Regions from separate parts of the Mus musculus genome. Here region 1 is linked to region 2. The links are chromatin loops, found by intact Hi-C in ENCODE. Cell type or tissue: heart. All regions are shown on one strand.

Region 1 (5,000 bases), 88 kb after region 2:
CTAATTCCCAGCCTTGGTCACTTGGCTTGTTTCAAAAGTGAACTTCTTGGGGCTGAAGAGCTGCATCAGTGGTTAAGAGCACTCGTTGCTCTTCGAGAAGACCTGGCTTGCATTCCCAGGAGGCACATGGTGGTTCACAACGTTGTAACTCTAGTTCCTGATTATTCAACCACTTCTGGCCATCATACATACTGTATATTTGTGGTATAAATATATACATGTAGGAAAAACATCAACGCATATAAATAAAAATAAATAAATGAAAAATAATAAAAGAACCCTCTTACTGTCTCTTTGCCCCTCGTAAAATCCTATGTCTATCATATGAACAGGCCTGGAATAGAATAGCATTCTGCAAGAAGAGAAGTCAAGGCTTACTGCCCCGCCTACAGCCTATCCAAATCCTCAGGTTTGAAAGAGGTGGCTGTCTCAGATGAAGCAGATATTAAGAAAGGCACTGACTGGCATGCAGAGAGCTAGCTGAATCAGTCTGGCTGCTGCACTTCACAACTAACCAGAGCCCTCACAAACTTAGGAAGAACAATGGGAACGCCCTGTCCAAGTCCAGTGACAGAGGTACTACAGTACATTTTCCTTCCCTGAAGAAAAGTAACAACCATTGCTGACAGTGTTACGGCTCTCCTGGACTGAGTGCACACTACGCTGCAGGTTCAGAATGCTGCTTCACTTTAGAGAAAAGTTAAACGTTTCGGCAACGTGACAAGAATTTACTTAAACAGTCACTTTAGTAATTAATTCAGGTGCTGAGGAGACTGTTCTAGTACCAACCTGAGGCGTCTTACATGAGGTTTCAATTGAGTGTAGTCAGAAACTCTGCACTGTATATGGCCAGTATTAGCTCCTCTTCAGTGTGCCAGAAATCATTTGATTTCCATCTTTGAAATTTAAAAGTGCCCGATCTCAATTGGATTCCTAACTGTGATTAAACTGGTTGTAAGATTAAAATTTTTCCATGACTCCATTTCCTTACTAGTGGAACTAAATGGACTTGGAGTTCAAGTTTCTTGAAAATATTTTGGAAATGTCATTTTGTTCTCCGTGACATTATATGGCATTCTTTTATAGCATTTTAATTGAATTCAATTTGCAATGGGAAATGAATACAATTCTCTTGGGGGTTTCTGGAAAATGTGGGAAAGTTCATCTCAGAAGAGAAAAAGGAAAGCTTCGTAACTAGACTCAGTGGTAGCACAGAGCGACACCCCTGTAAGTTCAAGCTAACACCTTAAGGTGAAAGGTCACAGCCGGGGATGGGGCATGATTGCTCACAAGGGACAATTCTTCATCTATAAGACAATATACTTCCACTCAACACCAGTTTTCAGCTTTAACAACCTCGAAGTGCCCATGACACAAAGATTTCAGTCCTTCACAAGATAACAATACTTAAGAGTATGTTTCTGTTCTCATATTTCACATGAATAAATTCAACGAACAAGAACATATGACATAATTATTAATCGGAACTTTAATTTCATAGATGAGAAAATTAAGGAGTAAACTGGTCTAAGATCACACTTTTAGGAATGGCGGAGGCTCAGAACCTTGGAGGCTCAAGCCCCTCCAAAACATCCCTTCCAGACCTCTGCTTTACTTCCTGAAAGCCAAGCTCCAGACAATCTCAAGCTTGAAAAACAACTTGAAAGGCTGTGAACTTCCGTTTTTATAATGCAAATATTACACATCCAGATAGTTTTGGCAGTCAGCCCCTCCAACCTCCCACTGGGCAAGGTCTCTCTCAGCTGGTCTGACAAGGTGGTTTCAGCCAAGCTACCTTCCAATCACAGGAGGCTTCTAAATACATCTGAAGGATCACATGTGAGGATCACAAAACTTGCTCAGAACCCACACAGAAGTTCCTTATGGCAGGAAGCCTTGCCTTGTCATAAGAAACAGGTCTTCTAGGTTAATCTGAGCAGCCATAAGGAATGGCTCAGCAGCATTCCCCTTAAATAAAAATTTCTAATTTCATCTCACCTTTGGTATCCTCTCTGGGATCATCAAGTCAAAGTTTAACCTTTCTTTCTAGAATTTCTAGTCCATTAAAGACTTAGATTGTTCTTTGACTTGACTCTAAATTTTTGACATCTCTTACTAGGGATATGGTAAAGAGAAAAAAAAAAAGAAAAAGCATGACACCAGTTAAAATTCCTTTTCAGATCAACAACAAATCTGGAAAGCAAATGTGCTTTATAAAAAGTAATTTGGTCACTGATAATACAAAATTCAAATATAACTGGAAACCTTGTGCTTATTCTAAAGTTGTTTAGCAAACCAGAACAACAATAACAACAACAACAACAAGAACAAAAACTCTCTAGGTTTGTCAAAACCCATATAATTCTAATTCAGATCTCAAAAACGCTACATGCACAGGAATTAAGGTGAGACTGCTAGGTTCCAACCCCAGAGTTCCTGCTCCGTGGGGCCTAATGGAGGTGGGGATGCTAAGAACATGGATTTGTAGTAGACCTTGCAGATGCTACTCATGTGGGGACCTACTATGGCAGCCTAACTTAGCCACACAGCATGTGGAAGAAGTAGCCCAACTCCATTAGAAAAGCCAGTCCTGCTGATCACGCCCACCGACAAGCAGGTAAGGCACGCCTATGTTCACTGAATGTCAAGTTCCATTATCTCCGAAAAAGCCTGGACTTCACAGGGGGATCACAGGTACCGGTTCTCTTGAAGATCAGGTGGATTATCACCTTTAAGCAATTTTGTCCTGTGGCCCACAACTCACCTCTGAGTTTTCGTTTCTACTGAGAGAACCTGTCCATGGTTCTTGGGAAGAAGCTTGGAGAAGGATTCCACCCCAAGTGCAGTTCCGTAAAGCGCATCTCCTCAGAATGGCAATTACTGTTGAACCTCTGAATTGTCTTCAACCTGCACCAAGGGTCTGCCAAGCTCCTCAAGCACAAGAGTGTATGGAAAGTGTGGGCTGCATCTGCTGCCTTCGGCTAGCAGCCTCCCTCGCCCTCTCTCCTGTACCTAACTCTCTTCCCACTGAGACTTAAACTTGGGTCATCAGGGCCTCTGCATGTTTCTATCCCTTCTCTTGTAACCTTGTTCATATGCCATGAAGTTCAGCATTAAGTTGATAAAACAGGAGAGACAACATGGTACAGGGCTGAGTCATCTCAGGCTAGCCAACCCCCTACTGATGCTCTAGCTGACTGCAAGTGCACAGGGAAGCACAAGAGAGCAGAGCCAAAAGCAGCAGAAAAGCTCAGCTGATGTAGAAATTTGTGAACAAAAGTAAGAGTTTTCAGTTACAAACCAGGGCTCCAGGCTCTAGAATCTAGACTGGAGCTGGTATAGCATCTTCATGGCCATAGATAACTTAGTCCTGGCATTACAGCCCTGTATTAGCCCAACTCTGAATCTACTGACGGTGTCAGAATGGTACCCATATGCCTTGTTCCTACCAAGGTTCTCTCTCTAGGGAAAGAACTAACTCATTTTAGGTTCCCCCTCCCAGCTTTGCCCTTGGCGCATGGCTACCCAATTCTGAGACTACTCTAGGTATCTGTTGACTCATCTGCCACAGCCCTGTCTTGAACAACTGTGTGCAGTGTTGAACCACACTAATCAAGTGCTTTCGTTTCCTTTTATTTTTTCATGCATGGCCAATTTTGTTTCTCATTTTGCTTTTGCTTCAGTGGGTTTCAAGTATTAAAGGTTTTGAATTATATGTGTGCTGCTACTGTTTGCAAAGAGAAAAATAAAAACATGATTGACAGACCGACATGCCGACTCCAGCTTCCCTGACAGCAGGAAATGCAGAGGGGATATGCATGAGGGCAAGATGAGCAGACAGAGGGGAGGGTGTCTGCTTTCACTGCAGCCAAAAATCATTGCTGGTATCAAGAAAGGCAGACAAGTGTCATTCAAGGAAACACCACCCTTGTAGTGAAATAATAAGCCTAAAACCAGGAGAAATTTCTTAATTTTTCATTTAATTACTATTTTGCTTATGTCTCACAGAAAACTGCCTGTGTCTGAGTATTTCTGAATATTTCTTTTATGGGTTATTCTCTTTCCTTCCATAAGCAGATGAGAAGGGAAATAGAGGATGCCTTCTGGCTGTTCCAGCAGATTTCTGTGAATTCAACAACACTTGGCCACCAAAAGGACACGCAGTAACAAAAATGACGTGTACCGGTCCATCAGAGCAGACAATAAAGGAAGAAGATGATGGCCAGGCAGGCTTGTTGGGTAGAATTCATATTTTTTTGGTTACCCTGACTCTCTTAGCATTCTGTGAGGACCTCAACAAAACAAAAATATAATTAATTAGTCAGAGAAGTGATCAGCCATGCAAAAGAAGAGAAAGTGTCAACAGCAGACAAGAATAGAAGTCAGAGACAGAAAATCAGGGGTGATACATGCTACAGAGCAGTATCACAAAGCAAGAAACACAGTAGACCAGAAACTGGCTGCAGTAGGTGGCCCTGGCTGCAGCTGGCAATATAACAAGAAAGAGCTTAGAGACTACTCCATTATGCTTATTGGACAGCAAATGTGTAAACGCTGGGGTAATACAGCCATGCACACTGGGCATGCCAGGGCTCAAGTCCTTGACTGTTCAGACACCACGCAGAATAGAAGGGCCAGCCAGATAGAAAAGAAGCAGAGAAACATAGTATTCTTAAGGGTATATTGTGGGCTTTACAGAACAATATTCTGCCAAGTCACTGAGCACACAACTGCAAAGCATATCTTTGGGGACACTTCCTGACAAGTTTGTTCCAAGAGCACAGTCATAGTCAGTCCTCTGAACCATATCCCCAAGAAGCCGAGCACACAGGCATTGTTGAGCTCCCTGGTTTCTTATCATTAAAATCACACACCTTTTCTTTAAATGCAGGGTCTCACTGTGTAGCTCTGGCTTGTCTGGAACTCACTATGTAGGGTTAAATATTCATGAAATATCCATTTGCTAAATAGCTCCACCATCCACCTGGTCAATATTAGAA
Region 2 (5,000 bases):
ATCTTGGCACAATGATTTTTTTTTTTTTTGCCTTGGTGACTCTGACACTGGCTCCTGCTGTACCCTGACCATACTTTGACCCCCATGGTCTTACCATACAATAATCTCCTGAGAAGGTAAAGCATCCAAGGCATTCTTTGCTGAGCACAAGTCATGACCTTTCAGCACCTCCATAGACTCTTCAGTATGCAATGAGGCTTGGCACTCAAAGCTAGCTACGATCCTTGCCAAACAGAGAAACGTAAACGCTCACTCCAGTCTTCCCATGGGATCTAACACTTTGGCACGAAAATGCCAACTGCTAGTTTTGGAAGCATGAAACTCTCGAGCACACACACACACACACACACACACACACACACACACACACACACACACAGAGAGAGAGAGAGAGAGAGAGAGACTCCTCTCACATCCTTCCCCCTGAAACACAGACACACAGACACACACAGACACACACACACAGATGCATAGCATAAACACACACCTTCTCCCACACACAGATACATGCATACACCCTACACACACATGCACACAGATCCACACACATCCTCTATGCTCGTTATGTTTGAGCCTCACTGTGAGGCAAGGTAACGAAGAGACTTAATGAATATTGAGGGTGGGGAGAGAGGTTCAGATGCACCAGCCAGCTGCCTAAGGCGGCAAGCACAGCTCACCCCAGCAGGCGAATGCCCCTTCTCCTAGATCTCCATAGGACGGTGGGATATTAAGGCTACTGGTGGACCGTTTTCCCATAGCCACACTTTCCAGGGTGCAGCACAATCATGTGGAGGGCAAATCGGATCACCAGAACATGGGTTGCTGATTGAGAAGGCCCAAGGTTGGGCCTGGACATGACTTTGAAGCTCTGTGGGAGGTGCGAGGGCTCTGGGAGCCGCTAGCCTATACTCTGAAAATTGAGACCATTGTAATGTTTGGGGGTCTAGCTCAGTGGTAGAACATTTGCCTAGAATACACAAGACCCTGGGCATATCATACCCAAACTAACACAAACTACTGTATGAAAGGATTTTAAAATGGGGTCCTGTGAAGCCAGTGTGAGCTTTCTAGAGTCACAGACCCTGGTTTACCCCAGGTGCCTTTCTTTGCTCTGCCTTGGTGAACTCATGTTCAGGCTGGGAGGGCAGGGAGCTGCATTTGTCTACTTGTATGCTCTAGTTACCTTAACACTTGTGGGCTTGAAAATTGGTGACTTGGGTTTAGGTCTACCTGTTGAAACTTTCCTAGGTTCTTTATCTAGATTTCTCACTATCAGGCAAGAAGGGGCCCGAGAACTGGCACCTCTAGAAGACCCTGGCTGAAGCTCAGTCTGATCCCTTGAAGTTCCTCAGTGCTTGGCCATCCACGCAGGAACTCCACTGAGGTCTTTGAGGTCATGGAGGATGTTAGCAGAGCCAACAGAAGGAAGCGAGATCTGCTTTTGTTTTCCCAGTGAAACAAAGAGTAAATCCCTTCCTTCTCCAGGAACCTCTGTAGTTAGTCAACATAATCCAAGTGCAAGCAAGGAGCCTTTAACATTCAACTCAGTTTCTTAAAATGATACTGTATTGCCTGCAATAAATCACACACCCTATTATCATTTTTGAACCCCAAAAAAGAACACATTACTTTTCATAACTTAATTTCTGCAGTAATTAGTCTAGTGCCTATTTGGTAACTTAGTCACAAAGTATAATTTACGAAGTTCTCCCAATATTGACAACCTGAAGAAAGTATAATGAGCGGGATGGAAATTGCCTGAACTCAGTTCCAATCTCTGCATTTTGAACCTCACAATAACAGCTTATTTCTATAATCAAAGGAAAATTCGAGTTGCTATAAAATAGCAGATTTATGTGTGGAAGCATTGAATGTGGGATGTGCTTGAGCCTGGCGCACAGCACAGTGACTGGGGTTGCACTGTGCAGCACCAGCTGTAACTGACATCTGAACTCCTATTTGCTGGAGATGGAAACCCTCCTGAGCTAGCTGCCTTCTGAGAATCAAACAAAGAAACAAAAACAAACCAGAGTTGGTTTTCTAAGTAAATAAGATGTAAGCGTGCTAACTAAGTAATTTGCATAGCCTATGATAAAATAATAAGCAGAGGGATGAAGATGGTTCAGGGAGGAGGAATCAGGGAGGAAGAATAAAAAGCTTAATTACAGTTTCTTGGAAAAAGGGCCAAAGCTTTCAGCATGAGGTTGCTTCTTCTCAAGTGTTTCTAGCTACAGGACAGAGAAGACACACCTTTTACCCAGCAGCACCCTGGGGTTGGGATAAAGGTGGCAGCAACTTGTTAGCATTTCTTTTTTAACAGAGGGCTTTTCAGGAGAGGAAAGGAAAGCGACATTTTTCTAAGTGGAGGGACAGGAAGTATTGAGGTAAGCAGGCTACGGTGATCCTGATTGGGAGGAAGCCAAGAGAACAGCATCGAAACCTCCCGTCCTGTCATGGACTCTCAGTGGCAGCAATCTCATTACATCCTGAAAAATGACTCTAAAAATAACACCCCGGGATTATAGATCATTCCGTTCCCCTTGGACTGCCATCAAATCACATTTTCTCAGCCTGCTTGTCAAGTACCGTTTTCCCTAGCTCCTCCTCAGCGAGTCTGTATAAAATCGAAGTGTACAACACCGAGCTGATACAGTGGCACCCCCTTACCCTTATTTCACTGTCAATGATATTAGTGGCTCATGTCTGAAAATATTAAATGAAAATGGATGAAGCAAGCTACTCATAAGTTATAACTTGCACACCCTCTGGTAGCAGAATCAAATCCCATATTGTCCTGCTCTAAACAACTGGGATGTACCGCCCTCTTGTTGGGCACTCAGCGCTACCTCATTATCAGATGGGCTGTGCTCAAATAAGTCCCTATTTTACTTAATAATGTCCTCATGCATAACTGTACTGATGTTGGCAATTCTATCACAATCTATTGTTCACAATTCACTATGTATTGCGACTTCCTTTAACATAAATTAAACCTAATCAGATGTATTTACAGGAAGAAGAAACAATGGAGAAGTGCATGCGGAGCTTGGTACCATTTGTGGTTTTAGGAATTCACTGTGGGATACTGGAACCCATTTCCCAAAAATTAGGGCAAGACTACTGTCATCTTAACCAGCTGGGTTAGGATATATTAGCCTGGCCAGCATAGCTGTCTTCAGTAAGCATGCGTTTATTGAGCACTTTCAAAAGGCTGGAAACTGTTCTGGAAAGAAGAACGAATGGGGAAGGGCTGAAGTGTGTTGAGAGGACAGGAGCTGCAGTAGGTAGTGAATAGTCCAGTAGGGATGGAAAGAGAACCAGGGAAAAAAAACAGGGAAACAAACAAACAAACAACAAACGTAAAACCTTCCTTTATAACAGGGGAAAGAGCAAACGGCCAGCATATCCACAGAGATCTGACAGAAACATGGCTGAGGAAAACGGAGGTGAAGGCAGGCAGGGAAGCAGATGAGGCTGGATTTCATAGAGACTTGGAGGCCTTAGAGCATCCCACGTGATGAAAGCCCCTGATCTGAAGAGGCTTATCTTCAGCTGCTATTCTGAGAATGGACTATAAGGGGCAAGGTCAAGATGAAGACATGAGAGGGGAGGAGGTGGGGGGGGGAAGGAGGGGAGGGCAGGGGAGGGGTGGGGAAGGGTGGGGAGGGGAGGGGAGGGGAGGGGAGGAGAAGAACAGGAGAGAAGAGGAGATATAGTTTTGGTCAGGACCACAGCACACAACAGTGGCAGTAAGAAGCAATTGTGCTCTGGATATACTGCAGAGACGAAAGTTGAATAATATAAGGGATGGTTGGGGGTGTGACAGGGAGGTGTGGGTGGTCTTGGCAGAGCGGCTGAGAGGAGGACAGCAGGTGAAAAGTTTGGCCACCACCTTATTCAGGATACCATATAAGGGAGGAGAAGTGGAGTCAAGCACAAGCCTAAATCAGTGGCGAGTGGCAAGGCTAGGCTGTTTACATGGCAGAGAGCAGCTGGAGACCGCACAAGCTGAGCTTCCAGGATGTCTTATATAAGACTTGCATCTCTGGAAAAAACACAGCCACATTTTCACAGTCAAATGACTAGAAAACACTTTATAAGGATTTGCAACCTGAACTTGGAGAAAGTTGAATCATCTGGGCTTTACTGACTCACCAAACAGCCATGTAAAATGAGGCATGTACACACACACACACACACAGACACACACACATATTGCAGACACTCTTTGAAAACAATTTGAAGGACTCGCTCAGAGTCAGAAAATTTCTCTTGAGTTAAATTCGGTCCTTCTGGAGTCTGGATGAATAGAAAGTTGGCTTCGCCTAAATGTTTGGAGAAGTGAGTTTTTCAGAACAATCAGACTGTTCTGTAGCATAATAGTCTAGGAGTTCGGAGGAGATTCAAGCACTTCAATAATCAAATGCAGTGCTGGAAACTCTCTTCCTGTTTCCCTCCTTGGTCAGAGAAAGAAATGTGGAATGCTCCTAAGACATTCAAAGCCCTTGGATACCCAGACACTAAACTCAATCTCCAGGCCACATGTTGATATAGATAGTAAATTCTTTTGCCCCAAATTTGGAGGCTTACAACAAAAGACTTCTATTAATTTTCAAACCTGTGCATGTCGGTTATAATAAAACATTACATAAACAAATGAAAGCCTAGTGAAAAGAAAAAGGCCTGCTGCTAGTAGAGTTGGATATTCTAGAGCAATCCTTTTAAAGGTAGGCTGCTATTTGTTTCCTCCAGATGCTGTCCATGTGCTAGTCTGCACAGCACTAGACAAGCGATAGGTTAAGGGAAGTCACAGAGCTATGAAATGTGGGCTTAATAGCAGCCCGTTCCTTAATGGCTGGGGTATATATAACAAGCTCCATGACATCCCACCAACAGATGACATGTAATGTCTGCAGCTCAGCCATTGAGAGAACGGCCAGAAAGCAAAGCACAAGTAGTTTCTTTCAGCCAAAGCACTCAAGATCTCTACAGATTAATAT

The links. A loop is a pair of places that touch in the nucleus more often than their neighbours do. Peaks named below come from ENCODE experiments on the same cell type or tissue, not always from the same donor. Only the 100,000 strongest peaks of a DNase experiment are listed, where the experiment ranks them.
Region 1: a loop joins it to region 2, with 1.9 times the contacts of the local background. A loop is called at or near these places in 3 of 42 quality-filtered maps.

The regions. Positions count from the first base shown.
Region 1 is chr2:135,825,383-135,830,382 of GRCm38, reverse strand. The region is part of intron 3 of Plcb4 (phospholipase C, beta 4); the gene reads right to left. Among named protein-coding and RNA genes, the nearest start is that of Gm14210, 15 kb to the right of the region's middle. In heart, no CTCF peak of the experiment used is centred here; no DNase peak of the experiment used is centred here.
Region 2 is chr2:135,913,579-135,918,578 of GRCm38, reverse strand. All of the region lies in intron 7 of Plcb4 (phospholipase C, beta 4), which reads right to left. Among named protein-coding and RNA genes, the nearest start is that of Gm14210, 100 kb to the right of the region's middle. In heart, no CTCF peak of the experiment used is centred here; DNase peaks (open chromatin) are centred at 1,388 and 2,418; H3K27ac peaks cover 1,413 bases.